Regions from separate parts of the Homo sapiens genome. Here regions 1 and 3 are each linked to region 2. A link is a loop called in an ENCODE intact Hi-C map of the cell type or tissue named here. Cell type or tissue: GM12878. All regions are shown on one strand. Links, peaks and the distances in the headings refer to the core of each region. The heading gives the core; the rest is flanking DNA.

Evidence for each region. A loop is a pair of places that touch in the nucleus more often than their neighbours do. Peaks named below come from ENCODE experiments on the same cell type or tissue, not always from the same donor. Only the 100,000 strongest peaks of a DNase experiment are listed, where the experiment ranks them.
Region 1: a loop joins it to region 2, with 2.7 times the contacts of the local background. A loop is called at or near these places in 2 of 110 quality-filtered maps.
Region 3: a loop joins it to region 2, with 3 times the contacts of the local background. A loop is called at or near these places in 3 of 110 quality-filtered maps.

Annotation. Positions count from the first base shown.
Region 1 is chr4:80,357,333-80,368,254 of GRCh38, reverse strand. It overlaps CFAP299 (cilia and flagella associated protein 299), which reads right to left. Exons shown (of 6, transcript NM_152770.3): 2 at 5,371-5,501. Among named protein-coding and RNA genes, the nearest start is that of CFAP299, 27 kb to the right of the region's middle. In GM12878, for the core only: CTCF peaks have their summits at 2,141 (motif pointing left) and 5,476 (motif pointing left); DNase peaks (open chromatin) are centred at 2,094 and 5,428.
Region 2 is chr4:80,870,874-80,881,795 of GRCh38, reverse strand. The region is part of intron 4 of CFAP299 (cilia and flagella associated protein 299); the gene reads right to left. Among named protein-coding and RNA genes, the nearest start is that of BMP3, 150 kb to the left of the region's middle. In GM12878, for the core only: no CTCF peak of the experiment used is centred there; DNase peaks (open chromatin) are centred at 4,795 and 5,965; H3K27ac peaks cover 2,114 bases.
Region 3 is chr4:80,605,716-80,616,637 of GRCh38, reverse strand. All of the region lies in intron 3 of CFAP299 (cilia and flagella associated protein 299), which reads right to left. Among named protein-coding and RNA genes, the nearest start is that of CFAP299, 280 kb to the right of the region's middle. In GM12878, for the core only: no CTCF peak of the experiment used is centred there; DNase peaks (open chromatin) are centred at 5,097 and 5,607.

The sequences.
Region 1 (10,922 bases), core at 1,693-9,692, 510 kb after region 2:
TCTGAGACTCCTATCAAGTGAATCCTTACAGTAATTCCCAAAGACTTATCTAATAGTCTTCCAAGAAGATGGCAATAGCTAACCAGTACAATGACAGAATCCATCAGGGCTACCACTTATTCCGATCATCTGCATTTCAGATACCATGCTCTAGCAAAATAAGGTCATTATCTCAGAACCAGTTTTAAGAGGGGTGAATTCATTTCCCAATAAGATAAGGTGACCCAAAGTGAAAAACTGATGATCTTACAAGCTCATCCAGGCAAGTATCCAGCCTGAGGGATGACTCAGTTGTAACTACTGACTAGGCTCTAGGAACACAATAGTCAATGTGTGTCACGAATATTGAAGTTCCATCTCTCCACCACATGGCAATCAGCTGAACTTCTCACTATAAATAGAAATTATCTGGCACTTATGCAAGAAAACCATGGCCAGTCCCTGGGGGAGAGAATTCCCTGTCCTGACAAATGGGTATCAGCTAAATTACTCCCATCCCTTCTTCCAACCTCTACAGCTTCTGTCTTATGGCTACTATAACCAGTGGAATGAATCTCAGTGGAGAAGAAATCAGAGATGTTTATATAATAGTGGAGCAGAGATGATTTTGAAGCAAAGGACGAGAAAGCTAGGAGAATGAAGAATCGACTCTATCCCCCCGACCCTGCCCCACATCATCACCTTGGATACCAACCCAGTAAATGTTGAAATGGGTGCCTCTAGTTGGTATAGTTTTTGGAGAAAAAAGGGCCTTAGTGAAGGAACAGGTACAAATTAAGACAAAGAAGTAAAGAAAATAATTTGTGAATAAGGGGAGTTTATCATAAGATTGAGGCAAAATGGATGTGTTCACTCACACCACTCTTTGCCTGATTAACTCTAATTGAGCCTTTAAGAATCAATTTAGTGGTCAAACATTAAGAAGAACTTTTCTTATTCTTCACGTCCCCTCACAAATCTTGACTTTGTATTACTTCAAAATGTTGCCACAGTACTTACGATTGCATTTATCATCTTCCATTGCAATTGTCTTTTTGAACTGAAATTTAAATCACATACTATAAATTCACACTTTTAAGGTGCACAAGTCAATAGATTTTAGTATATTTACAAAGTTATGCAATTATCACCAATGTCTATTTACACATATTATCACACCAAGAAGAAACCTCATATTCATTAGCAGTCATTGTCCAATCTCCCTTCCATCCAGTCCTTGGAAACCATGAATCTACTTGTCTCTATAGATTTACTGATACTGGACATTTTATATAAATGGTATCATGCAGTAAGTAGTCTTTTTTTTCTAGCCTCCTTTGCTTACCCTAATGTGTTAAGGTTTTTCATGTTGTTGCATGTAACACTACTTTATACCTTTTGATGACTGAATAGTATTTTATTACACTTAGGTACCAAATTTTTTATCCATTCATCAGTTGATGGGTTGGACAATTTCTACCTTTTAACTACTATGAATAATACTGCTACTGACATTTGTATATGAGTTTTTAAGTGGACTTAGGTTTTTCAATTCCCTTGAATATGTGTTTGGTAGAATTGCTGGGTCATATAGTAACTCTACGTTGAATTTTTTGAAGACCTGCCAAACTGTTTTCCATTTTCCATTCCCACCAACAATGTAATGCCTTTCATTTCTCTAGTCTTCAAGCTTCTTGAGGGTGAGAACTAAGTCTTGTTTTCTATTGTATTCCCAGAGCCTACAGCACAGAGCCTAATGCACTATGGTTGTCTAATTTGTGAAAGACTGAATAGAAGCCCAAAATATTTTTTTAGCATTTTTGCCTTCTTCTTGAACATCCCTAATCAAAATATACCTTCCTGATATCTTTAACTTTCATCTCTCCAGACTTTTTCCCCTGTGAAGCTATTGTGAGTAATTAACATACTCCTAGATACCAGCACTTCTCGAAATAGGTGCTCTATGATTGCTAGACCAAAGAATTGTGACCTACTTGGAGTTGCTCACCTGCATATTAAAGAAGTTAATGTAAGATGATCTGATAGTGGAACCAAGTGTTTCCAAGTTGCCAGCTGGCTGGCAGTCAGATGTTCATGCATATTTTCAAAGTGATCCTCCAACAAATATAGGCACAGGACATATTTGGCTCTAGGACACCATCTGCTGGCCCTGCTGTCAACAACACTAAATGAACCTGGAAGGGAATGGACTACCACATGGGGCAAAAGGCAACATATGGTACCCATCCCATTACAAAGGCAACCAGAGAAGATCTGCAGATGAAAGGGCCTTCAAATTCTAGCAGCTCTGAATGGGGATTAGTCTCCCAAAACTGGCTCATAAGTAGCCTGATGACTTCCAGCTCTGACCAGTTAAAGAGACTATTGCATAGAGGAAATACCTACTTTGATCCTCAAACACAAAATGGACATGTGATGTCAATAGAACTTAGACTTTAAACATGAATAACTCGTCTTGATATGAAATAGCTTATATCACTCATAAAATTGCATGTGAATTTACAGGAATTCCTTGTAAAATCTCACAAAAATATTTCCACTTCTGCTTCTGACTGATAGACATTGACTGATTCTCACAAAAAGAAAAGACTCTCCCTGATGTTTTACATAAGACACATTTCAAACATTACATTGTACACAGAAAACTAGCCTCATTTCAATTTTCCAAGAATAGAAGTTGATAGTGAATAACTATGTTCGGTAAATTCCTGAGATTTTATATAAATTACCTGTGATAAGCAGAATGCCCCTTTCTCACATTAATGGGATTAAGGATATCCATTCTCTAATCTTAAGAACTGTGAATATGTTGCATTACATACCAAAAGGTCCTTTGCTTCATGAACAGACACTTTTCAAAAGAAGACATACATGCGGCCAACAAACATATAAGAAAAAGCTCAACGTCACTGATCATTAGAGAAAGGCAAATCAAAACCACAATGAGATACCATCTCATGCCAGTCAGAATGGTGATTATTAAAAAGTCAAAAAACAACAGATGTTGGCAAGGTTGTGGAGAAAAAGGAACACTTTTACACTGTTGGTGGGAGTGTAAATTATTCAACCATTGTTTGCCAATTCTTCAAAGACCTAGAGACAGAAATAGCATTTGACCCAGTAATTCCAACACTGAGTATATACCCAAAGGAATATAAATCATTCTATTATAAAGATACATGCATGTACATGTTCATTGCAGCACTGTTCACAATAACAAAGACATGAATCAACCCAAATGCTCATCAATGATAGACTGAAAAAAGAAAATATGGTACATATATACCATGGAATACTATGCAGCCATAAAAAGAATGAGATGATGTCCTTTGCAGGAACATGGATGGAGCTGGAAGCCGTTTTCCTCAGCAAACTTACACAGGAGCAGAAAACCAAACACTGCATGTTCTCACCTCCAAGCGGGAGCTGAATGATGAGAACACATAGACAGGACACATGGAGGGGAATGACACACAGTGAGCCTGTCAAAGTGGGGCTTGGTTGAAGCAAGAGCATCAGGAAGAATAGCTAATAGATGCTGGGCTTAATACCTAGGTGATGGGATGACCTGTGCAACAAACCACCATGGCACATGTTTACCTATAACAAACCTGCACATCCTGCACACATACCCCTGAACTTAAAATAAAAGTTGAAGAAATAACAAACAAAGGGCCTTTGCTGATGATATAATAAATATTATTGACTTTAAAACAGGGAGATTATCCTGGATCATTAGATGGGCACAGTGTAATCACATAAGTCCTTAAAAGGAGAGATATTTCTTGGACCAGAGTCAGGAAAGAACCTTCTGAAGAGGAAGTTGGAGAAATCTGAAGGGTAAAAGGGTCTTGACCCACTGTTGCTGGAGGGAGTGGGAAAGCTTAAAAAGAAACATGAACAGCTTCTAGGAGCAAAGACCAGCCCCCAAATGACAACCAAGGAACTGGAGAACTCAGCCGTATAATCATAAGGAATTGAATTTGGCCAACCAAACTGAACATGGAGGCAGTTGCATCCTCAGAACCTCAAGACAAGAATGCCATCCAGCCTACACCAGGATTTCAACCTTGTGATATACTATACAGAGGGCTTGGCCGAGCCACACTGTATGGACAGAACAATGAACAAAGAAATGTGTGTGTGTGTGTGTGTGTGTGTGTGTTTTGAGACGGAGTCTCGCTCTGTTGCCCAGGCTGGAGTGCAGTGGCGCGATCTTGGCTCACTGCAAGCTCCGCCTCCCGGGTTCACGTCATTCTCCTGCCTCAGCCTCCTGAGTAACTGGGACTACAGGCTCCCACCACCACGCCAGCTAATTTTTTGTATTTTTAGTAGAGACAGGGTTTTGCTGTGTTAGCCAGGATGGTCTTGATCTCCTGACCTCTTGATCTGCCCGCCTCTGCCTCCCAAAGTACTGGGATTACAGGCGTGAGCCACCACGCCTGGCCAGAAATGTGTTATTTTAAGTCATCAAATTTGTAATAACGTGTTATGGCAGCAATAGAAAACTAATATATTCCCAAATATCAGTATGTTAAACTTCAGTATACTATGGTTCTGAAACACAATTACCATTAGAATGGCCACTTCTAATTGCATATTCCCAAGACCAAAGCACATTCCACTACCAAATGTTATTGTTTATAATGTGTACATGGGAAGTTTATGCTCATAATTACTGGGTAATTTTAAAGATGTTATCCAATGATAGTATACTGATTTCTAAGTAATTATCCTCCCCAACATTTATACTTTAATGATCCACTTTTAAAAATGAAATAGGTTATTAATTTGTCAACTAGTTAGGTCTTTATAAAATTGCCTTACAAGTTTGATGCAGTTCACTTTAGGAATATATCTCTTTCATCATATGTTTTAACATATTTCATTACATTTATGTTTAATATAACCACATATTATATACTAACATATATAAATTAGGCATATAAACAAAAGTTAGTGATTAAAAAGTTGAATGAATTAATGCTTAGAAAAATGTGAGAACATAAATGATACTAAAGATTTACAGACCTCAAAGTACAAAGAATTCTAAGGCAAAAGTCATTCATATTTTTAGTATATAAATGTATAAAACCAATAATATCAAGTTACTTTTTAACAAGACTTTATTGGTATGATGACCATATTTTGGTATGTATATTTCAAATTAGTAGCTTGAAGTTGCATGTGGCTTTAGTGCAAGCATATTACAGTTGCTTCAGTTCCTCATCTGCAGAACAAATGCTTAGGATATTCCAAGTTTTACCTGCTCCACCCAGTGCTTCTAAATTAAACAATGCAAACGAAATTGAATTACTCCAGAGGTCTAGAATATAACATAAAATCTGGATTTGGAACATGGACACTTACTTTTGCTGAGCTCTTTCAGCCAGTCTTGCAATCTCTATAGCCGCTTTCCTTGCTTCAAAATCTTCCCTTTTCACTCTCTCTCCAGTCCCTCGGTAGCCTAGCTCCACCAACTGGCGGGCCAGGGTTTCATCCTAGAGAGAAAATCAGTTGTTAGGTGAGTGGGCAAATGAGACATACTATTTTTACTTACTTACTTATATCTTACATCTGCAATGTATACCAAGCAATTGCTTTAAATGAAAAATTAAATGTATTTAAAAACTAGACATGATCTATTAGATATAAAAAAACTAGAATTTTTCTAATAATACATTTATACACATCTGATTTGGTCTTCCCTTTCCCATATATTTAAGATGAAAAAAAAATGTCAATTGCTAATTTTTCTCTAAGGGATTAGAGGACAAAAGTCTGTTGTGTTTTTAATCAATTTATGAGAACAGCTGTAGGTAATTAATAGAGTATCTTTAAAACAATAAAAATAGAGACAATGGTACTCATACACAAAAGACATTTTAAAAACCAATGGCAAAAAAAAAAAAGAACCAAGCTGCTTTGAGAGAGCTCATTGTTTTAGAGCCTTACTTCCTTGAAGTCAATTAACCGATGGCACAGAATATTATAACTTCAAATACAAAATAAAGAGGAGCAGATGAATTTCTTACTTAACTATGAAGATTGTTTCCATATAATGTTGGTACCAATAAAAACAGAAAAGTAGAAACCCAGATCACCACAAAAAAATTTCAAATTGAAAAAAAAAAAAACTTCCCAGTATTTTAGGCCTTACACTTTTCTTACTTTAAGAATTATCGCATACATCTTTGTCAGTTGCATGGTATACTTAAAAAAATTGTTTCCCCATGATTTGACAAGGTACCATTTTTCATAAAGTTATTAGTATAAAGATTAAAGTATTCAACAACAGTATTTATATATTAATAGTGGCCATTATCATTTTAATTAAAAATAAAATATCTAAAACATAGTGAAAACAGAATCTATTTTATTATTATGAAGACTTAATTACTATATCGCTGTTGAATGCAAGAACTGTCTAACAGTTAAAGGAGAAAACTTAAGATGTCTAGTTAACAGTCTATTCAAACCATAGTGGTTAAAGTTGTAAGTATTCAAACAAAATAAAAAATTATATACTGTAAGCCTAGAAACCTGCCACTTTTATAATCATTAAAAACAAATACTAAACTCCACAAAGCAATGTGTATACATTTGCCAAATGATTACAATGCAAAGCAACAGGTCTTGGAAGGCCCAAGGCTATTATTCTTGTTTCTGAGACACTCCCTTGTTTAATAGATTTCTCTATTCCAGTATCCTTTAGTGTGAACCACAAAACTGAGCAAATATCTCCACCTAGTGGAATTAATCTTTAATAGAAATACCAATGCAGATTTGGGGATTAATTTACAAAAGTGAGATCATTTGAGTAAGAATTTTCTTAAATACATTACTGAAAGTGAATTTGTAGAAAGGACTTCAGCTCAGTGAGGTTGTGGGACTCTTCTGTAGGAATATAAATTCCTTGTGGTCAAACATAGAATTTTGCATAATAAAGATTACTTACAATTTGCTATATTTATTTTGAATACTGAGTGAATTTTGTATCCCTGTGTGCTTTACCTGGGTTACACAAAATCATTTGGATAATTCTGGACTCACCAATGCTAAACTATTTTGCAAGAAATGGCATGATCTATTGAGAAAATAAACTGAAAGTCGATATTGATTGCCTCACTTACCATTATCATACCCTAAACTGATGGAATCATGAGTCATCTGTCCATTATGACAACGTATTTCTTGCATGTCTTGAAATATCCTAGTTAAGAGCAAAGCTACTAGCCCAAAGGAAGTACAATGCCCAAGGTTATCTGAGGAATCTGAGCCTTGCTTGGGGGATTTGGCTTAAAATGGAATCTTGACTTGCATATTCGAACACAACTTTTTCCCAACCCCCAAAATAATGTATGTAAGGGCCACAAAGAAAGACAAAGTCTCAGTGACAAACTCTAAGGCTTGGCAGGTCTCAAACAGAATCCAGAAGAATTTTCCACCAAATATAAGGTAGATGGACTTGAATTGGAAAATAAAATCTACAGGTCCACTGGAAAGTTTGTTTTTTAAAAATTCCATATCCTTTTTACATTATCTGCCCTAGGATTCAGAAACTTGAAACCTATAACAATCAGAAGGCTAGTGGCTGGCCACTTACCTATCAACTAAATGAGTGTTACTAAGTTCATTTTATCTATTTCTACTTACAATAGTAATACATTATTGTTGTGGAAAACCTAAAGATATACGACAAACATATCATCCACATCATATATCACTATGATCTTATCACTCAGAGATAATCACTGACATCTTGGGGTATAGGCTGTCAATCCTTGCTCCTGACGTGTGTGGGTGTGTTGGATTTCTTTAAACAAAAGTAGTATCATGACTCCTGCTTGCAGAGCAGAGAGAAGGCACCTAGACGTGTACCCACCAGCATACCTTCCTCAAGCCAATACCGCCTCCAGCACAGTCTTCAGGAGGGGCTCACTCCCCCTCCAGCTGCATTGCCTCTGTCACTGTGGTGAGTGCCTGCAGAGAGGCAGGCACCTCAGCACCTGCTACCACTCTGCTGTGGTTGCCAAACCTCACCCTCCTCCCCCAGTTCAGTGGATTCCAAACCTCAAGGAGCAAGAGAATAAAGTCAGGGGCCAATACAAGTCCCCCAGACTTAGAGCACACAGTCCAGGAGTTGGCAGTTAAGCACTGGCCCCCTAAAATCTCCCAGAAATGAAGCCAGTCAGCTGGATCCACTTTATACCATAGCCAAACCCTCAAAGTCATCAAATAGGATAAAAGAAAAATAAAACCCATTCCAAGGTCAGAAACCTCAAAAATTGAAAGTACATAAGCCCACAAGGGTGTGAAAGAATCAGCACAAGAATGATGAAAACTTAAAAAGCCAGAGTGCCTTCTTTCCTCTTAATGACCACATCACTTCTCCAGCAAGGGTTGTGAACAGGACTGAGATGGCGGAAATGACAGAAATAGAATTCAGAATACGGATAGGAACAAAGATAATTGAAGTTACAGAAGTATATTGAAACCCAATGCACAGAAGCTAAAAATCATGATAAAACAATGCAGGTGCTGACAGACAAAGTAGACAGTAGAGAAAAGAATGTAACTAACCTGATTGAGCTGAAACACACAATATGAGAATTTCATTATGTAATCACAAGTATTAATAGCAGAATAGACCAAGTGCAGGGAAGAATCTCAGAGCTTGAAAACTGGCTTTCTGAAATAAGACAGTCAGACAAGAATAGAGAGAAAAGAATGGAAAGGAATTAACAAAACCTCTGAGAAATCTAGGATTGGGTAAAGAGATGGAATCTATGGACTCATTGGTGTCCCTGAAAGAGATGGGGAGAATGGAAGCAACTTGGAAAATGTATTTCAGGATATCATCAAAGAAATTCTCCAATCTAGATAGAGGGGACAATTTTAAAATTCAGAAAATGCAGAGAACCCCAGTAAGGTACTTCACAAGAAGATCATCTCCAAGATACATAATCATCAGATTCTCCAAGATTAAAATGAAAGAAAAACTGTTAAGGGCAGCTAGAGAGAAGCGTCAGATCACCTATAAAGGTAAATCTATCAGACTAACAGCAGACCTTTCAGCAGAAACTCTACAAGCCAGAAAAGATTGGGGGCCAATATTCAACATTCTTAAAGAAAAGAAAATCCAAACCAGAATTTCATATTTGGCCAAACCAAGCTTCATAAACAAAGGAGAAATAAGATCCTTTTCAGACAAGCAGATGCTGACGGAATTTGTTACAACCAGACCTGATTTATAAAAGCTCCTAAAGGAAGCAATAAATATGGAAAGGAAAGACCATTACCAGCCACTACAAAAACACACTGAAGTACACAGACTAGTGACACTATGAAGCAACAACATAAACAAGTCTGCAAAATAACTAGCTAAAACTGTGGTGACAGGATCAAATCCACACATATCAATACTAACTCTGAATGTAAATGGGCTAAAAGGTCCGATTAGAAGACATAGAGTGGCAAGCCAGATAAAGAACAAAAACTCATTGCTGTCTTCAAGAGATCAATCTCACAAGCAATTACACACATAGGCTCAAAATAAAGGAATGGAGAAAAATCTACCAGCAAATGGAAAATAGAAAAAAGCAGGGGTTGCAATCATAGTTTCTGACAAAACAGACTCTAAACCAACAAAGATTAAAAAAAGACAAAGAAGGGCATTAAGTAATGGGAAAGAGTTCAACAAGATTTAACTATCCGAAATATATGTGCACACAAGACAGGCGCACCCAGATTCACAAAGCAAGTTCTTAGAGACCTTCAAAGAGACTTAGACTCCCACACAATAATAGTGGGAGATTTTAACACCCTATGACAATATTAAACAGATCATCGAGACAGAAAATTATCAAAGATATTCAGGACCCAAACTCAGCATTAAATCAAGTGGAACTGATAAATATCTACTCTCTACCCCAAAATAACAGAACGTATGTTCTTCTCACTGCCACCTGTCACATATTCTGAAATCGACCACATAATGAGAAGTAAAACACTCCTCAGCAAATGCAAAATAACTGAAATTATAACAAACAATATCTTGGACCAAAGCACAATCAAACTAGAAATCAAAACTAAAAAATTCAATCAAAACCATAAATTACAGGAAAACTGAATAATCTGCTCCTGAATGACTTTTCAGTAAATAATGAAATTAAGGCAGACATCAAGAAGCTCTTTAAAACTAAAGAGAACAAAGGTACAATATGCTAGAATCTCTGGGACACAACTAAGACAGTGTCAAGAGGGAAATTTATAGCACTAAATGCCCATATCAAAAAGTTGGAAAAATTTAAAGTTAACAACCTAATATTACAATTAAAAGAACAAGAGGATCAAGAGAAAACAAATCCCAAAGCAAGCTAGCAGAAGACAAGAAATAACCAAAATTAGAACTGAATTGAAGGAGATTGAGACACACAAAAAAAATTCAAAAGATCAACAAATACAGAAGCTGGGTTTCTTGAAAAAATTGATAAAATAGGCCACTAGCTAGACTAATGAAGAAGAAAAGAGAGAAGGTTCAAATAAACACAATCAGAAACAACAGGGGGATAAAACCACCAACCCCAGATAAATATAAACAAACATCAGAGAATATTATGAACACCTCTATGCACATAAACTAGAAAATCTAGATGAAATGGGTAAATTAATGGACAAATAAACACTCCCCAGACTGAACCAGGAAGAACTTGAATCCTTGAACAGACCAATAATGAGTTCTGAAATTGAGTCAGTAATAAATAGCCTACCAACCAAAAAAGCCCAGGATCAGATTAATTCACAGCTGAATTCTACCAGATGTACAAAGAAGAGCTGGTACCATTCATGCTGAAACTATTCCAAAAAATTGAAGAGGGGAGAGTTCTCCCTAACTCATCCCACAAGGCCAGCATCATTCT
Region 2 (10,922 bases), core at 1,389-9,388:
ATTTTGAATTCTTTTGCAATTCACAGATCTCCATTTATCTTGGGTTAGTTACTAAAAAATTGTTTTCTTATTTAAATTTTGTTATGTTTTCTTAATTCTTCATATTCCTTGTAGGTTTACTTTGTTGTCTGTACATTTAAAGAAGCAGATACCTCTTCCAAGCTTTATGTACTAGTCCAGACTCAGAGAGGCATACACACTGGTCAATAGTGCCTAATATGAGGCAAGATAGAGGCCAACTCAACAAGGAGCACACTGTAAGGCTGGAAACTTACTGGAAACTTTCTTCCCCCTGGAGGAAAAGCCTCAGTTCTGTGCTTTTTCCAATTTTATAGAGCAGTGCCAGCTATAAGACGATGTTTGTCTCCTTTCTTTGTTGCATACCTTTCCAGGGATTGAGCTCTGCTGGTTATTCAGTGCTTGTTATGATGCAAGATAGAAACTGGCTCCATGGAGGGCACTCTGAGTTGCAGGAGATAAGGCCCCTTCACTTCTTTCTGTCTTTTCTGGAGGAAGAACCTCTGTTATGCACCTTATTTCCAATCTCACAGAGCTGTTAGGGGCTGCCCTCCCCTTTCCTTGGAACTGGGCTCTGCCAGTCCTTCAGCATTTAGTATGAGATGAGAAAGAACCTCACTCCATAGAGGGTTCTGAAATGCCTGCAATAGAATTCCCTTCACTTTCTTCCTTTCCTCCTAGAGATACAACCTCAGTTCTGTGCCTTTTCCTTATCTTGAATAGCAATGCTGGCTGTGAGGGAATTCTCTTCTCTTTCCTTTATTTCTAGTTGTTTAGAGGACTGGCATCTACAGGTGGTTCAGTGCTCAGTACGAGGCCAAAAAGAATCCAGCTGCAAGAAGGGCACCCTGCAAAGGCAGGAGGCTAGGTGGCCAGGCACACACTGCAATCTCACTTTCCCCACTATAGGAGAAATCATGTACTAAGGCAAGCTTCTCAGTGTTAAACTAAGATTGTTTTGGGGAAGAACCCACATGGATAAAGTAAAATTTCATCTTTTTAAAATTTTAATTTAATTTAATTTTATTTTATTTTATTTTATTTTATTTTTTGAGACGGAGTCTCGCTCTGTCACCTAGCCTGGAGTACGGTGGTGTGATCTTGGCGCACTGCAACCTCCGCCTCCTGGGTTCAAGTGATTCTCCTGCCTCAGCCTCCCAAGTAGCTGAGACTACAGGCACCCACCACCACATCTGGCTAATTTTTTTTTAGTAGAGATGGAATTTCACCATATTGGCCAGGCTGGTCTCAAATTCCTGACCTTGTGATCTGCTCGCCTCGGCCTCCCAAAGTGCTGGGATTACAGGCGTGAGCCACTACACCTGGACGATTATATTTCTTAACCGCATTCTGAATTTCTCCTCAAAATATTTTGGTACTAATACTGTTGTTATATTGACATTTTTTTTTTCTGGAGAAATAAAAGCTATGGCTTTCTACTTTTCTGTCTTGCTGACATTCCCCCACCTTCTCTCAAAGCAATAATTCTTATTTAAATGAACTCATTTCATGTATTTATACAAAAGGCATTCAAGAAGACTTCCTAATTTGGAGGTGTTTTCATGAACTTCAAGCCATTTCCATCCTCTCTTCCCTCCTTCCTTTCTTGTTTGAATAGATTCTCTCCCCCCCTTTCTCCCCGCTTCCCTCCTCCTGTTTCTCCTTTCTTTCCTCATTTCTTTTTCCCATTCTTCATTTTTTATGTTCATTTTCTGAACTTTCTTGACAGTGCATCACAGTCAAAGGACTTTGGTACTCAGTTTATCCTGGAATTTAAACAATAGAATCCCAAAGGTCTGACTTTGTAGACCTCCAAATGCATGAATGATAGTAAAGACAGATTATAGGAAATAATAAGAAGGTATGTAGGCATTCTGACTGACTTGACTTTTCATGCTTAGACTCATTTATCACTTTATTTATTTGAATATAAGAAATGGAGGAAAAGGTTGAATTCTGTGTTATGACTAGAGAAGCCGAACAACTTTAATAAGTGCCATTAACCCATTTCATTAAATTTTGGCACAGTGGTGCATACACATGTTAACAGATTGTAAAGTATGTTCATTAATTAAAATTACACATCTTGAGGGCTTATCTGCTTCACTCACACTCTTTAAAAATAATATGTAAAAAATAAATAAAAATTAAACATAAATTTCGATTGAAAGTAAAAATGCCGAGTGTTAAAAACAAATGAAAATACAGAGATGAGATTTTTAGATCCAAGTAACCAACAAGTTAACATTATACTGTCACTTCTACAGCTAAATTAACATGTAATTCTTCTAATGTGTAATGGTCAGGCAATCAAAGAATAGATAAATATACAGCATGCTGGAATGTTAAAAAAAAATTGGACTAGGGATTAGGAGACCTAAGATCTAGTCCCATTTTTGTTACATCTACCCTGTTGTCCATAAGCAAGCTAATTATTTCTCTCTTCATTTGTGGGGTTTGTACTTAAGCATCTCTAGATTTTAGATTTCCAATTATCACTAGACTTATAGGGCTACTGAAGTTGCTAATGTTGGACCACTGCACAAATTCTTCCTGAAATATACTGAGTTACATGTACTCCAAGAATAGGAACTGATATTTCCTGATGCCCCAGAGGGTGAAATGTGTCCCCTGAAGCATCATTTACCTTAGTGATTTTATTGTGTGGTGCCCATGGAAATGTTATCTAAAGAATAATGATCATGGTGCATCCTTATTTCTTTTATTAACCCAAATGATACAGTCATCATAAGAGATGAGATAGGGAAGCTATAGGACAGTAGAAATATTTATTTAATGTCCTCAAGTTTATTTTTGCCACATAAAATAAAATTAAGTTTTCCATGGAAATAATGGGTTTGAAAATTTGTGACATGACCTGACAAACTATCTCTGATAAGACAATATCTCAAGGAAAATGATTCTGAGTTCTAAACAATAAACAATTTAATTTTGGTGCATAGCTTATTTCTACATTGAAAGTTGTGTACAATTCCTGCAAGCTCCACTTACAGCTTTAACTCTACTTAAATTCTGTTTTCACAAGTACTATCCTTTCTTCTAATTTAGAAAATTAAATGAAAATAACTGTGGAAAGCAAAGTTAATTTGCTACTAATATACTTTCTTGTAAAATGTAAATTTTAAAGAAAAAAACAGAAAAACAAGTAGGCTTACATAAATACACAAAAGTTATTTCATACTAGTTTAGGTATTAAATTTTGTTAAAAAAGGAAAATATATCTTTTTAGAGGAATGATATAGCAAGTCTTCTTTAACCAACAGGTCAAACTGAGCATCACTGATAATGAGACAACTTGACATTAGGTGCTTCCTGATATGATGCAATATGTAATGGAGAAGTTCTTGTCTAAAAGAAATATTTATACTGAACAAAATGAAGCCTTTAGAGTTATCTCCCAGTATAAAGAAAATACACAGATAAGAGAAATGAGTCAGATATTACCACAAGGAAACAATCAGACAAGTTCAGAATGTGGAACAATCTAAAAGACAAGGGTCCTGTGTTTTTAAAACGTCAATGTCATCACAAAGAAAAGAATATTTGGCTGGGAAGTATGGAGAGAGGTGCTCTTTTAAAGAAAAGGACAGTAAAGAGACACAAGCAATGTAATTTTTATACATTGAATGATGATTCACACAAGTAGCTATAATACATTTTGGACATACTTAAGAAAATTTAAATATGAGCTAAACATTAGATGACAGTAGAAAATAATTATGAATTTTTATCTAAAATAATGGTGATGTTATGTAGGAGGATGTCCTTATACTCATGAGACGCAAGATGAAATATTTTAAGGTGAAATCTGTAAGCTACTTTCAAATAGTACAAACATAGACACAAATAAACACACACCAAAATACCAAAAGAGAATTGAAGCAAGTTTGGAAAAATGTTAACAATTGTTTTGTCTAGGTTGTGAGTATATTAGCCTTCATTGTACTATTCTTTGAACTTTTCCAAAACTTAAAAAAAATTAATAATAAAAAGTTGAAAAAGTTGCACAAAAATTTGAATGTATTTAATGTCACTCAACTGTACACTTTAAACGGTTAAACTGAAATTTTATGTTGTGTATTTTTGACCAAAAATTTTAAAAAGTTGGAAAAAATCTTATGTAGAGTAATCCTGTCTTAACCACAGTCAGTGTCAATAAACTAGAGGTTTTGTGAGATCTCTAATTATTCACTTAAGGTTTATCCAGAGACACAATCTTCAAGGAAACACATTCTAGACAACTAAAGAAACTACCAAGTGATTGCTCTGGGATTCTGACTTTTTCTTTTAAAGCAATGGACCAAACTGTGCATGAATAATTTCTGTCATTAGATGACACAGACAGATACTCTAGTAAGGATTCAGTAGGAATTGTTAGTCCTAGTTTATGGGTTATATGCACAGTATATGGCTTTTGGGATCTCTGCTCTATTTCTGAATTTTCCATGAGAGACAGTACTTAATATTTAGCTTGGAATAAAGAGAAGCTAAAATGAGTTAAGTATTGGAAAATTAAATTTATCTGTAAAAGAATTCCAAGTAGATATTACAAAATTTTTTTGAACCACAGTTCAGAGGATATGAGTAGATTCTAAAAGTATCCTGGGACATAACTGAGGTTCAACAAGTCAGGGCCAATGTTTCCCTAAAGACTTTTAGGCTGAAACCACAATTACAGGTCACTTTTAATTCTGTTCAGAGCTCTTCCACACACAAAGCTGTGGGGACACTATAATTCTTACTCACAGTGACTGAAAATGAAAGCCTGGTTAAGTACAAAGGGGTGTTTTCTGCCAAGCTCAATGAAAGAAGGAAGTGGCAAGGGTGGGTACAGGATGGCCAAAATTTCCTAGTCTTAACTGTGGACAGCAGGATTGCTTAAAGTTCTGAAAAATATTCCTAAATTAGGTCTTGTCACAGGAGACACACTTCTGACAAAAAAAAATATGACCTGGGAAGGATTGGGATATGGATTTGAGGTCAAAAGTGACATCTTTACATGTCAAAGTCTTAAATGGAATAATGTACTGAATTAAAAAAAATAATGGCAGTGATCTCTGTTTGGTCCTGGATTTCTGGTTGTACATATGTATGTGTCTGTATATAACTTTGGTTAAGCCAGCTAACACTTTAATGATACAGGTTTTTTAAGTGTTAAAATGTGAAAAAGGTCTTGTATTAGTCCATTATTATATTGCTATAAGGAAACACCCAAGACTGGGAAGTTTATAAAGAAAAGAGGTCTAATTAACTTACAGTTCCACATGGCTGGGGAGGCCTCAGGAAACTTACAATCATGGCAGAAGGCACCTCTTCCCAGGAAAGCAGGAGAGAGAATGAGTGCCAGCAGGGGAAATGCCAGTTGCTTATAAAACCATCAGATCTTGTGAGAACTCACTCACTATCCTGAGAACAGTATGGAGAAAACTGCCCCCATGATTCAATTACCTTCCATCAGGTCCCTCCCGTGACATGTGAGGATTATATGGATTACAATTCAAGATGAGATTTGGGTGGTGACACAGCCAAACCATATCAGGTCCCTAACCTATAAGGTTGTTGTAAAGAGAAAATGAAATATTATATATAATATAATATTTATAAATGTAATATATAATATTTATATATAATATGTAATATATAAATTATTTAGTACAGTGCTTTAGTTATTAATTAGTACTATGCACAGTAAGTGCTCAGTTAACATCATCATTGTTTTTAAATCATCATCATAATCATCTCAGACTGACGCAGTTCAACCTTGTAACCACGGTATGGAACAACCTGAGGGAGACCAAGGGCTGAAATAAACTCACACGTAGTGGGTGAGCAAAGAATATCATGACTAGGCTAACAGAAAATATGACCTCTAGAATCTAAGATAGCAGTTTAAACCAGAAGTCACAAACTCAAATGCCTAAAAGAAGCTAGCAGGTACTATGCATGAGTAACTCAAGGGTGATGGTGGTATCACTATATGTGGTTAGTGAAGTCTGTGTTAATCTAGTAAAAATATGCCCCATCTGAGGAAGCAGCTGCAGTTTAATTCTGGATGACAGTTGAGATGAGAGATCTTTTTTTTTTTTTTTTTTGAGACAGAGTTTCACTCTTTTTGCCCAGGCTGGAGTGCAATGGCGCGATCTTGGCTCACCGCAACCTCCGCCTCCCAGGTTCAAGCGATTCTCCTGCCTCAGCCTCCCAAGTAGCTGGGATTACAGGCACCTGCCACCATGGCCAGCTAATTTTTTTTTGTATTTTTAGTAGAGACGGGGTTTCACCATGTTGGCCAGGGTGGTCTCGAACTCTTGACCTTGTGATCCACCCGCCTCGGCCTCCCAAAGTGCTGGGATTACAGGCGTGAGCCACCGCGCCCGGCAAGATGAGAGATCTTATAAGTTTAAAGAAAATTTCAAGTCCAAGATATTTTGTGGGAAATTTTTTGTTTCTGAAACATTGACACAATTTTACATACAATTGTGCAGGCCAAATAAACAATTCTGCAGGCAGATCTGGTCCAATGACTAATTGCTGATCTCTGGTTTCTGGCTTTTTACATCATACCTATCTAAGATTAGTACTGGTTCTAAAGATTGGGGTGAGATTGAGCCTCTGGGTTGGGGACAAGTAGACCAGAAGAGTGTTGCTTAATGGAGATATAATACGATATGAGCCAGCAATGTGAACCACAGATGTATTTTTGAATTTTCTAGTAGTCGCATTAAAAACAAATAAAAAGAAATAGGTAAAATTATTTTAATAATGTATTTTATAACTCAAAATATCTATCACATTATTATTTTAACATGAAATAATAATTACTAATAAGACATTTTATATTTTTATGAGAAGTCTTCAGAATCAAGTGTGCATTTTACACTCACAGTACATCTTAATTCAAGGTTAACCATACATCAAGTACTCGGTGGCCATATGCGGGTAGTAGCTACCCTACTAGAGAGCACCAGTCTAGGGCATGCTTCTCAAAATTTAATATTGCTATGGTTTGAATGTGTCCCCTCCAAAATTTATGTTAAAACTGGTGTATTAAGTGGTAGGGCTTTTGGAAAGTGATTAAGTCATGATACTTCTGCCTCAGAAATGGATTAGTGCCTTATAAAGAAATTGGAGGGAACTAGTTTAAGCCCTTTTCTGGCACCATCTTGGAAGCAGAAAGGAGGCCTCACCAAATGGCAATTCTGCCAGCACCTTGGTCTTGGATTTTCCAGCCTCCAAAACCATGATAAATAAATTTCTATTGTTTATAAATTACACAGTCTGTGGTATTTTGTTATAGCAGCACAAACTAAGACAAATAAGCATATGGAAATATTGAGGATCATGTTAATATACTAATTCTAACTCAGTGGTTGGAAGAGAACCTGAGATGCTTCACTGTGGGTTCATGGACTATACTTTGCGTATCAAGGAGCTAGGTAGTTGCGGCAAGTCTCCTTTAGTTAGTAGGTTTTCGCTCAAAGTATTTCCCCCTCTTTCAAATTCAGTGAATATCTGCTGAACAGACTAAACTAATATTCTAATGAACAATCACCATATTCGAATTTGGAAAAGCATTAATAACTTTAAAAATAGGCAATATTTTAATACTATTTGTAGAAACCCTGGGTTCATTTACTGCTTTATTTTTTCCTTTTTAAACTTGAGAATCAGCCAATATGTTACCAGAATGCTTTCAGAAGAATGCACTTAAGCACAGGATAAGTGCATATAATTCTAACTTCAGGGGCTTGGAACGTTAAACATTTTAATAAAACAGACAATGGGACTTCAAGGGAAATTTGACAATAATACCTTTCAAAGCTTTAGTATTTAAGGTCATTTTCTGGTCAAGGGTATGAATATTTCATGGAAGCTCTAAAAAGAAACACAAAGAAAAGTTTTTCATTTCCTCTTGATTATCCTATCTGAGGGATGGGTAGAGCTCTATAGGCAAGCCTTAGATCTTTGTTCAACACATGCATAAACATGGAAATGTATGCAAATATATGCGGAGCTTATAAGTGATTCTACATGGTACAGTTGTCCTTGGGATATAAAAGCTTAAACCAGGAATAGTGTTCTAGAGGTGAACAGTGAATTAGAATGCTGAAGAACTTGTCCTGTCTCATCAGTGTTTCACTTATGAACTTTAGTAAGTGGTTTACTCTTTATCTTTTCCTCTCTCTGATGGTAAGAATAATGCTTGTCATGCCCATATCAACAGGGAAGTGTGAAGGAACTTGAAATTGTAACCTGCTATCCACTTATAATTACTCACAAGTGTGTCAAAAAGAAAGTACTGAATCTTAAAGACATAGTTAAGATGGAAGCTGAATTGAAAAGATTGCCAGTTTGGTCAGGGCCCTTTCTACTGCTACATTTCATAATAGTAGCAGCTGTCTATTGACATTTATATTTTCCACAGTAAAAATGCAAGACCAGATTCTAATCATAGCCACAAAATGTTTGTCTCTGCATAGAATAAAAGACCATGCTAAAAGGTAAGGATATAGAGACTTTATGAAATATTTAATTTTAAATTTTGGCTTTAGTTCTGAATCAAACTAAGTATGGAACTTCATACACCTAAGGGACTTTTTCCCCTAATAACAACTGCCTAACTACCATATGCTATATTAATACTGGGCAGTTAAAGATATAAAATCAAAAGCAAAACTATAATATCCTATAAGACAGTATATTTATGACTTCCAAAAAGGATGGGGTTTATTAAACAAAATACAAAAGCACAAACTGCAGAGGTAAAGTTTAAAATGCATTAAGATGACTATCAGAACTTCTGATTTCTGACCATCAAAATCAATGAAAAAAAAAAAAGAAGAAGAACTACACACAGAGAGATGATATTTTGAAATACACATAAGAGGCAAAGGATTAATCAATATCCAAAAATAAATAAAACGAATCTTATAATTTGCAAGAAAAAGAATAGCTCACTTGAAATAACAGGGAAAAATCTTAATAGGTACTTCACAGAAAGAAAATCTGAACAGCCAATAAAAGATACCCAATCTAATAAATAATCAAGTAAATAAAAATGAAAACCACATTGAGAGATCATTTATAACTCACTACAGTGGGAAAGAACAGTTTGTTAATATCTTGTGTTGGTGAGGATGAGGGATAACCAGATCACTTATGCAGTATTTCTCATGGATACAAAATGATACAACTACTCTGAAAAATAATTTGGTATAATCTCTACACTCTTTTGTGTTTCTGGCTTCAAATTTTCTATAAATGAAAAAAATATTTATTTTGTATTTCTGCAGGAATTTATTTCAAGGTAACCAAATAAGTGATAAGGAAAAGTTTTTCTCTATAGAAGAATTCAAGTTAAAAAATTCAGGATAAATAATATAATTATAGATTCACCATTATTCAACCCTTAGTAAAAACATTTAGGTAGCTTTCAATAATAGATGCTAACACCATTGGGTGAAATTTTATGGAAAATCTTGTAATGAAGTAATTAGACTGACACCACTTGAACCTACTGATCGAGCTCAGGAGATCTAAAACTGGGGCGATAGTCAGTACAGAGCATCACATATTAAAATTTCTTACTTAGAAAAAAATTATACTGCATTTAATCAAATCAGTTTATAGGGAATAGAGGAACATAGATAGTAGAATAAACAGCACGATTTTACTGGATCAGTAAAATCCAGAATGTGAGACATTTGAGGACAATGTTTATCAGGACCTGGTTTCTCCAACAAATCAATAGCGTAGAAGATAAAAAGAATGAGGGGGACTGTTGTAAAAAAAAAAAAAAGCATGCAAGAGGTCAAGATATAGTAAGACAAAACACAAAATCACTTGAATTTTGACTGGTCAAACAAACTATAAAAAATAAATTAGACAGTCAATTAAATGTTATTAAGGGTGAAAATGAAATGTGAACTAGGTATTAGATGACATTAAGGAAAGTATTTTGTTAGGTATGATAATGCCAAGATGTTTTCTTTAAAAATGGTATCAGATAAAGATCCATGCTGAAGTGTTTGCAGGTGAAATGAGATATCTTAAATTTGCTTTAACAAAACAAAGCTGCTAAGATAATAGAATTCAGTGTTTTTAATAAATTATTAGTTATAAAGGTGGTGATGAAAAACAAGAGGTCTAGGATAACATCTGGATTTTGCCTTTGGTTTCAAGGGTGATGCCATTTGCCAAGACAGGTGACACAGAAGCAATAGCAGGCTTCAGGAATTAAAATGAATTTAATTTTGAACATAAGTTTTAAGAATCATAAAGGACTCAATTGAGTTTGGAAACCATAAGTTATTAGCACAGCAATCCACAGTTTTGTGAAATTTCCTAAAATTTCCTTCAGCAGTACCCAGTGGGGTAGCTACAAGTGCAGTGAAAAAAATGTGTGGATCGATTGACTTTGGAATGTTAGTAGGTCAGATACAACCAAAAATCAAAAAGACATGGGCAATGGGCATTACTGCAAGAGAGAAGTTAAATGAAATGTTATCCTAGGTAGGACAGGAAAGAGCTAAGTCCATTACAGTGGAGATGGGAGTCAGGCTCGGTGGCTGACGCCTGTAATCCCAGCACTTTGGGAGGCTGAGGCCGGTGGATCACCTGAGGTCAGGAGTTTGAGACCAGCTTGACCAATATGGTGGAACCCTGTCTCTACTAAAAATACAAAAAGTATCCAGACGTGGTGGTATGTGCCTGTAGTCCCAGCTGCATGGGAGGCTGAGACAAGAGAATTGCTTGAACCCGTGAGGTGGAAGTAGCAGTGATCCAAGATTGCACCATTGCACTCCAGCCTGGGCGACAGAGCGAGACTCCATCTCAAAAACAAACAAATCAAAAAAAGGTGATGGATAAGGAAGTCTTCAGATAAT
Region 3 (10,922 bases), core at 1,508-9,507, 270 kb after region 2:
AAAGCACGTAATGAAGTGAGACGAGCATTGTCTGAGTGTCAGGAGTCCTGGCTGCCCCAACTTAGCTACTAACTTGCATTGGGAACTTGGGAAAGTCACTTTTCCTCACTCAGTTTGTTTTTTTTCATCTGTAAAATAAAGTTGGGACTAGATGATCTCTACAGCCCTTTCAGTTTGGGGGTATTATTTATGTATATATGCATATTTATAATACATAATATATACTTATATGTATAAAAATTACACATATAAAAGTACACGCGTGTATATAAAAGTTTATATGTATATACAAAACTTTATAGTTCTTTTGAAGTCTTTTATATGAAGTATTAGCATACACAGCCAATAAGTTCAGCTTCAAAAATTATCTATTTTGCATATTTTGGAGCAAACAGAAGGCCTGGGATCACAAGGAAGAGTCACATGGGCCTGCTTCCAGTCCTAGGCACCATAGATACACAGGTGAAACTTTACAGTTGAGTTGGGAAGACAGAAGCAAAAACTTACATGGAAACAGCCTGTGATACAATTAAATGTAATATTTGTTAAATTTTTAGGTGAAGTTAATGCTCAGACATCTGAGGTTATATTGACCAGTTGAGAGGAGAGAGTTCTGTTTTCTTAGAGTGAGTTAGTAACTGAGTATTAATATAGGAAAGTAGGGTCAATTACCTATTCCTAAAAGCTGAAGGAATGAACGGAGGTGAGAGTGACTGCCCCTGCAAGGTATAATACTTTGAAGGAGGTATTGAGGGCCAGAAGCCCATTTCACTCTTGGGCCACAATCAATAATGTGGTTACTTTTAATAGAAGTGCCTCAATTTCTCTGAAAGGGCTTGCAGAGGTTGCTGAATGAAATAGGGAAGGATCCTATTTAGAAGTAATTTATAAATTACTTCTTAACTATCTTGCTAAAAGTATCAAGATGTATGCCTAAGCAGGGCATGGTGGTTCACACCTGGGATCCCAGCTACTTGGAAGGCTGAGTAAAGGAGGATCACTTGAACCCAGGAGGAGTTTGAGGCTGCAGTGAGCTATGATCATGCCACTGAACTCCAGCCTGGGTGACAAAGCAAGACCTTGCTTCTGAAAAAAAAAAAGAAAGAAAGATGCCTGCAAGCCTACCTTAGAGTGAATCGATGATGTAAGCTTTCTAATCCAAAGTAGATACACTACAATAAAGTATTAAAATATTTTTAAAGCTTTACTTTGTAAATAAGTATGACTTCCAACAACCCATTTCTTATACATAGACACAAATATTAGAAAAAGTAAATACATTGTTATTTACTTTGCACTTGTACAAGTTAACTTCCATATCACTGTTTACCTAGCCAATGAACAATATTTGACCAGTAGATAGCCGGCGATTTCTAAATTCTGCACTCTGATTGTTTGCAGTTCCCTAAGCTCAAATCAGAGTTCCTAAAGTCTACTAAACTAATTTGCTCAGACTAGTAAATATTAGCAGCTGTAGTTCTCAATATTAGTCAAAAGTTAGTGGCTGCATAGAGGGCCATAAAGAGTTAATGTAATAAAATATAGAAATTTTCAAATAAAATACATCATTAAAATATGAATGAAGTTTTAAGACATGTTACCACTGAGGAAATCCATAATATCACATGGTATTTAACATATAATTAGCTGATAAACATTTAAGTGTATCTGTGAAAAAATGGGAAACCAGGAGCTATAATTAAATATAATAATTTACAATGTTTTGGTGTAAATGCAACCAAAGGTGTCTCTTGTATGTTGACATTAAAATTGTGTTTTTCTCTGCTGTTCAGATACCATTTCAAAACATTTCAACTTCAAACAACATTTAAACAACATGTGTAAGCATTGTTTTTACAAAATGTTTAATAAATGAGATTAATTCATTGAAATTCAAGACTTGTAACCACATTCAGAAAGAGCCATATTGCAAGCAATTGTTAGTACTTAATCTGTCAACTTAAGAAACAAAAGAGGGAAAGGAATGAAAAAGCATTGTCCCAAGTCTTCTAATTTCTCTGTCAACCAAACTACATTAACTTTGCTCCCAACCTTTTAGGAGGCAGGCAGGCCTCTGACTACACCCGCCGCACATGCTGCCCCCGCAGAGTGCCTGCTCTTGGTGCTTTCCCGCCTTGCAAATCAAATCCGAGCCATCTTCTCTAACGACAGTATTTGTGATGCCTATTAGATCAAGAGCTCCTTTTCAATAGAAGTGCCTTAGTTTAAAGTTAGTGCCTCACCACTAGTATGGACTGTTTGTCATCTCCATTAAATATACAGCTATGGGGATCAAGGTCATTATTAGTCACACAAATTCACCTCTTAGGACACTTTCAGGAACATATTTTCTATTTGTTTTGAATCACTCCTTGAAGACTTAAAATATTCTAAGTAGCCGTTAATTTTAATCAAAACTGTTTCCATTAGGATAGAAAAAAATAGCATTATTTCAGTGCAAACTGACAACATTCTGTTGGAGTAAATATCACTTGAAAATAGGTGACTTGTTATGTATACAGAAATGAAAAGGGGAATACAAAACTGGAAGTGTCCTTAACAGACAAAGCAGGTGCTCACAAACTACAGTTCCAAATAACAAAACCCAACTTTATACTAATTGGAAAACAATAATAATACATTAAATAAACTGGAGAAAATGAATCAAACATGTGCCTGCCTGCCTTTCTGTAGCAAAGGTATAAGGAATAGCGAAGAGTTATCAGAGTTATAAACTGAAGAGAGATGTATGTTTTCTCCATCATTTTTGTCTCAGCTAACAGTGTTTTGGTCAAGCATTAGTCTTTGCAAGTACAAATGAATTGTGAAATACAGTCAGTTGTAGAGCAGGACCATCTTAAAGTGCACAGGGAAATGATGTTAAACTGAAAGGCAGTGGGTTTCAAACTTTAATGAGCCTAAGCCTGAATACCAGATGACCTAATTCACTGGTCAGCTTTCTACAAAATCAACATAGGTGATTCTGATGCAAGTGACAGATGGACTGCATTTTGTAGAACACTGCTATGTGGTATGCATGCATAGCAATAAAACATAAAAGTCAGCTGAAATTTTGGTGAAGGAGATAGGTTCAGGGAGGAAAAAGTGTTTCTATTTGTCTTAATTGACATTATGCATGTAACCTAGATCTGAAGAGATAATGAAAGAAATAAAGTAATTTTTGTTTATAATAAATTGAGTTGAATGATTTAAATCTATTTGAATTAACATACGTACTACATCAGTTTTAGAGTTAAATCATTCAGTAAAATAATGTATTAATTATCCTTAGAAAATGAGAGGTTCCACAAAAGATGTGACACCAAAAACTTCAGGTGTCAAAGCTCTGTATATTTTAGCATTTCTATGGACTCTTTCTAAAATGAATTTTCTACTTCCTGCACAAACCAAATATACTAGAAAATATTTAAACTGGTATAGGTGACTTATGACATTTACCACTGAGTTAAGATAAAATATCTTGAGTTAATATCTCAAATCTGCCACTTACTAGCCTTGGGGAAATTGCATAGCTCCCCATGCCTTGCTTACTTATTTGTGAAATAAGTTGCATATCTCATGTAGGATTATGGGGAATCAAATGTGTAAATGCATATGAAAGAGCCTCATAACATGTCCAGCACTTCATCATTACTTTTCCTTTCTGTCCTAGGCTGTTAGTCTTGCAATTCTCACTGCTATACTTGGTTCTTTCAGCTTAATGTTTTTTATCTTTAGAAGGTGACTAAAACAGACAATCAAACTTGTTAAGAACCACGTGCTAAATGAAAGTGAGTGCCCAAGGCCACAATATTAGGGTTTGAACTACTTAATTAATTTAAAACTATGTACCTAATTCAGAGTTCAAAGGCATTCTGAGCTACTTAATTAATTTCAAACTATGTACTTAATTCAGAGTTGAGGGTGTTAAGTTCAATCTCTATTTAAGGTGTGAGTATTATTGAAATAGTTTAAATTAAACCACAGAAAATTATTTAATAAAAGGATAGTTTGGGTAAACAAATAGGGACAATTCACCTTCTCAAATCATTTTATACAGTTACAGAGATTTCACAAAACATAATGTTAAATAATAGTAATTCATTTTCAGCCCTATATATGGATGGGATGTTTCTGCAAATGATGTTAATAGTTGATTAGGCTTGAAATAGATACTACAGATTTTGTCTCAAACTCTAATAATATGTCAGAACCCATTTGATAGAAAAAAACTCTAATGATAAATGTGTAATCATTTCCAGAGAAATTAAATCAGCATTGTGCTTTGAGATAATTTTTTTTAGTTTAGTGACAAATTGAGGCAATCTATCCCTCTCACTGAGTTTTAGGGTCTGTTTTTCAGTTTACTATTTTATTTTTCTCCTGAAGAGGAAGGAGATAAGAAAAGACAGAATGTAAGAAATGGGGTATAAAAATAGAGAAATTATATACTTCCTTTGTGTTCTGGAAAAAATAAAACACGATGGTTTGCTAATAATTGTGGGAGGTTATGTGTTTGTATGGATTCTTTGCAGTATCACTAATCTACAAAAAAAAAATGGCACATACTGTCCCTATAAGGGATAAAATAAAACAAAACAACAAAGCTTTAGAGCATGACCATCATCGACGATTTGTGAATTTCACACAGCATTTATTCATTAATCTGGTTCAGCATTAGAAAATTTACAAAAATATTTGCCCTCATAATCAGGTATATCAAGCCAAATACACTTGTACTTGAAGAATTCTCTGCTTGGGACAGTGTATGGTGTAGGCTGTAATGACACAATTCAGTTATTCTTGAGTCAAGACCTACAATAGTGAGTGACAGGGTTTTCAGGTAACATATTCAGTCTTCCAGCTCCCATTTCATCCTTCAGTTAACAGGGAGTTAAGAGCCGAATCCTCAAAACGTCCAAGAGAACTCAAAAGAGTTTGCTCAGTGGAGTTCAAATATCAGGCTAAAAGCAAATTGCAATTTTGATTTGAACCCTGCTTCCTACAAGTGTCCCAATGCAGGTGTGGTCTGGATTTGATAAAACATTAACTTTGTTCTCTATGTAAATAAAATGGTGGCTACACAGGTGCACCTGCTGTATGGTATTATGGGCAACCACAAAGTTATCAGAGTGTAACTTAGAAAAAATAAACAGAACAAGTGTGCTAAAGGGCACATTTAGATTGCCGTTGTAGATTGTGTATACAGTTAAATCATTCTGTCAAATAAGTTTAATGTAGTTATTGAATATAATGTATAGTTCACATGGAAGCTAATTTGCCCAGCATTCCCACATGTCCCCTGATTTAGTGAATATTTTAAAACTTTGCTCAACAATTACATAACAGGAAGGTATCTAAAAGTGGAGAAAGAAAAAAACATGGTGTTAAAATGTGGAATAAGCTATGCTTCCTTTTAATATCTTTTGTGAAAAGACAGAATGATGGAGAGCACTGAGAACATTTATTACTGACAGGTGTAATTTCACCCCTACTTGAAAGGCCATGACTTTAAAAGGAGATGAAAGCTTCCAGCTGATGAATGAGGGAAGAAAAGTCTGACAGGAATAACATGACTGTCTCAAGGGAATTGAGTCATGTGGTCCTGCGGTTTACCATTTGGCCATGAAGTTACAAAGATTTACAGTGTGCTCTAAAGGGGTTTGGAACCCGTTTATTTGCACTTACTTTTGGAGGGCTGATAGAACAACTTAAAGAAACTTACAGGGTGACCAGCTCATCACCCAACTAATAATAGCACAATGGTTATCAGCCACCCAGAGCAATATAACCATGACTGATGAAACCCTCCTACAACTAAGTTGGAGGGCTGATAACAAGATTTGAGATAGCCATCTGGGTATAAAAGAGCCTTTATTATTATCATTGAATAGAATCGATGGGTTTGCATCTAGAAAGGAACTTTGTAGATTTTATGGTATCAGAAATAATGTCCCAAAGGACTTTTTAGCTTTAGGTCCATTTTGATGAAAACTTTTTTTAAAAAGTTCTTTAAATGGCACTAACTAAACTAATATACATTCTGTACTATTATTTTTAAGGTGCTGAGCTAAGAAACTGAATTTCAGAAAATTAAGGTTGTAAAATAGAGAAGATAAAGTATGAATTACTATAACCTGAGAAAGAATGTGACAGTGACCTAGGAAAGACAGAAGATAGAATGGGAGACAAAAATGAGAAGTGGCTATTTCTCTGTAGGTACTAAATTTGCATACCGTTTTGTTAGATTTTGCTCTTGCTTTCTTAAATGTGAATATTTTTACCACTTCAGTACTAAGTCCAGGTTAGGGGTTGGGGGACACTGGAAGTGCTGCTGGGTTCAGCAATATTCACTCCAGGGAAATCAGTGTGCTGTCTTCTAAGAACAGAGAGCAGACTCTCATTTCTGTCCACACTTCACTAGTGTCATTTTTTTTAGAGCATTTATCAAATTAAAAGGATTATTAAAGTGATCAGAAAGAAGAGACACAAGGAGGAACCAGAATCTCTTCAATTAATAAATTACTTAGAACTACCTTATAAAGCATAAAAATAAAATAAGTAAGCAAATTCTCTGCAAATCTATAGACACTAATAAGCATTATTCAGCCTTTTTAAAAGTCTTTAAAAACATCCTGTGGGTAAAATTATGCCCAGATATAATCTGGATAAGGATAGGCCTATTAAAGTGCATTTGGTTGGTTCAAACATAGTCTAGAATTTTTAGCTTCTTTTCACTCTATCATTTTGAGGGTCATTTATAGACTATTCAAACACAATTATTATTTTCCTGGACAAAATTCATTAGTAGGCACAGGAATATGAGCACAAAAACTTATAGAATATAGCATATAAACATGCAAATATAGACAAACTATGTATTACTAGAGAACTACCAAAACAGTTACACATAAAATAGCAATTTTAAGAAATTCCACAAATGTTAAATAAACAAAAAATAGGAAAAGTGGTACACATTAATTGTGCCATGAAAAAAATCATATGTTCCATTATTACTTTGGCCTTTTATAAATATAAACAAGAAATAAAAAATAACATTAACGTTGATTACTCTGGACTACTTAAAATTATATGATATTAAATAAATATTCTGTTGATAAAAATCCAACATAAAGAGACATATCTAAATAACCTTTACACTTTAATAAATAAACCCTATAAACCAACCTTGAAACATTTCAAAAAATATATCCTTCTTCTACCAAATAGCTTCCTTCTCTCACTGCATAGTTTCCTACCTTGGAAATATTTGTAGGAACAGCATGACATAGTTATCAAGATTCTTTAGCATAACTAAATAATATCACAGAAAGAAGCTCCTAATAACTGGGAATATTATTTTGACTTAACTGGAAGTTTTGCTAGTGTAATTACACACAAGGCAATATTCCTGTTTACAAAGTCACATTATTTAACCCAACATATACTTATTTTTTTAAAGCATTTTACATTTCTGAACACAGGAAAGTACTCAAGTAGCAAATATATGTATACTAAAGCCCTTGGAAACTTTTCCAAAAAATTCATCCATACATTCCTTTATATTGAGTTATAACCTTGACTTAACAGTCTCAAACACTATGTGAATATAAAATACCCAATAAAATAAAGTTAAATGTAGGCAATCTCAAGTTATTTTTAGAATTGTATTTTATCATGAAATGTTTTCATCTAACATTTTCTTTATTCTTCTCCTTTTAATCATCCCCTCTTTCTCTGTGCACATACACACACACACACACACACACACACACATGCATCGTGTAAGCTTTACCCAGTTTTACACAAGAATTCTAACCCATTTCTGACCCTTAACATGATTATTCTGTTTCTAACTCTATTATTACTCATTAAACCTCCTGGCTTCATCCCATTGGTAACATCTGCTTTCTATCAATGCCAAAGACAACAGGTTCTTTAAACAAACTTTCTTTAAAAAATAAGATTTTAAAATATAAGAGTTGTATGGATTTTTTAAGTGAAAACCTAAGTTCCTTCATTAAATCTACAATGCGCTTTTTTTCAAAATGAGAGCCATTTACCCTAAAAAAATTCTGGAAAATATCAACATCTGTACATTGCAATAAAAGCACTACTTGTGACTGTCATTCATCAAGCTGGTGAGTAATTCGGAAAACAGTAGCAATAGCCCTTGGAGTGGAGTATATATGTAGGATGAAGCCAAAATGTTTTTCTAACTTGTAAAGGAAACTTTTCCATAAGCAGTACTTACTGCCAGTTGCTTCTTCAAGATATGAGCAGCATCAGTCTCCTGTTGATTTAGCTTAAACAAATTAAAAGGGGAAATCCAACTGAGGTGTATTCCACATGTTAACAAATCTCCTATCTAAAGTATAGCTTGAACCCCACCCTCTGGTACTGTTGGAATCAGTTATCTATTTCCTAATTACTTAGTCTCGACAACACTTGTGAATGGTAAAAAAAAATTAGATAGCTCATATCTCTAACATGAATATCCCCATATATTATAACTGTACAGATAAGTATGTGTGTATATATACACACACATATATTTGTATATAAAATTGTAAAGTAGTAAAATTGAAAAAGAAACTTTGGCTACGAAATGCTTTCTAAATGTCTCCACTACACTACATTCTAATCTAAAATAAAATTAGGCAAAACTACTTCATGTAACCTTCACATTGTTACAATACATAGGCTCCCAGTTCAATGTAATTTCCAAGTTGGCCCCACTATGAAAGATTCATGACCATAATTACATTTCTATTCCCACAGCATTAAGAAATGGAAAGCAAGTATTTCACCTTTGCAGTGACACATTTCCCAGTTCTCCTTGCACAACTTAAATTATAATACAAGCCCTCGAAACAATCCTTTTTATTCTGAATCATGCCCTTCCAACACACATAGCTTTCAGTCTGCAGCCAGAAGCTGAGCGATCACTGTCGACTTCTTTGACTTTATGGAAAATAACACAATGTTTCTCTGGTTTCTGAAGTAGGAAAATGTTGAATTCTTATATCTTGGTGTTTTCTCTTTTTTTTCTGTCTTACAATTCATTTTTTCCCTAATTCTCTAATGTTTACAGCTCTAACCCCTGGCGTCATCACCTTCTTGCCTCCCTCATTTCCTCCCTTCTCCATTCCTTGTTCTTTTTCTTACTTTCTCTCTCTCATGGTCTCTCTCTGTCTCACTGATGTCTCTTCCACTTTCTCTGTTTCTCCACCCTCTACTTTTTGCTTTTAAGAAAGGCAGAGCATCTCGATATCCTTATGAAGTAGAGAATACATGAACCAACAAGACTCTATAGTACTTATTGTTTCTTGTCTATCTAAGGAGATAGATACCGAGAAAAATTTCAGGTGCGATGAAGAAGTTTAGGGTATCACAGGACCATACAATAAAAATATTATTTAATATTCTATTTGCTATACTCTTCCTGAGAAAGTAATACTCCAGCTGCCCTCTGAAAGACATAAAATGTTCACAATAGAAAATTGGTAAGAAAATTTGATCATAATCTTGACTAGAAGGTCCCTGTCCTCTTTCACTCATGTAAGGAACCACTGTTCCCTAAAAACTAGCCTACCTGACTTTCTTTTCTTCTTCCTTCCTCTCTCCCTTCCTTCCTTCTGCAAACATTACTGAATGCATCAAAGACAAGAAAAGTCAAATGATGATTATATCAAAGTTATTATCCCAATTTAAATGCAAAAGTAGCCTGCTGGAAATTTATCTTACAGGAAATCACTCACAAAAGAAAAATAAAAATCTTAGTTTTTTTATCCGTGAAATTTTTTTTTAAAAAGCATATAATTTAGAGTGTAGATTTAAAAATTATGGCATACCCATACAATGAAATATTATTCAACCTTTAAAAAGACTGAAGCACATTTGTATGAACTTATATCACAAACTAATTCAGGTATGTTGTTATATGAAAAGAGCAAGCCATGGAAGAGCACGTGTAGAGTCTAATACCATTATTTCTAATATGGAAAAGGAGTTATGTGTTTATATCTTTAAGAAACAAATGTACATCTCTTTGTATCTATATACCTATTACTGTAGCTATGGCTACATATCTTTTTTTTAAAAAAACAGATTCTCGCTCTGTTGCCCAGGCTGGAGTGCAATGGCAGGGTCTTGGCACACTGCAACCTCTGCTTCCCAGGTTCAAGCGATTCTCCTGCCTCAGCCCCCCGAGTAGCTGGGATTACAGGCGCCTGCCACCATCCCAGCTAATTTTTTATATTTTTAGTAGAGACGGGGTTTCACCATGTTGGCTAGGCTGGTTTCGAACTCCTGACCTTGTGATCCACCCGCCTTGGCCTCCCAAAGCACTGGGATTACAAGCGTGAGCCACCACGCCCAGCCTAGCTATGGCTATATACCTTTGTACATACTATACTCAGAGTATTTCTGAAAAGACTTATAAGAGACTCTTGGAGAAAGGGACATATGATTGGAGAATGAGGTTTTCACTTTTACAATACATACCACCACTGACTTGTTTGCCCACACCTTTATTAATTTTAAAAATGTATTCATCAGCTACAATAGTTAAGAGCTTCATTGACTCTTCAGACAGCAAGTGATGTGGCCTCTCATAGGAATGCAAAAGAAAGGCAAGCTGGTCCCTATTGCCCTAAGAGGACTTTCATGGTCAGGCAGAAGCTGTCCTACCCCAAAAGCTGTAGGAGACAGATATGCTGCCTCTAAACCAATAGAAAACAATGCAGAATGACTAACTTTTGTTAAAAAACTCAGACTGTTAAAAAAAAAACTTAAGTGTTAATAAAAATAATAGGCAATACTAGGTAAATCTGACTAAAGCATATACAGGTATTCTTTGTATTATTCTTGTATCTTTCCTATAGTTTGAAATTATTTCCCAATAGGAAAATTTAAAGAAA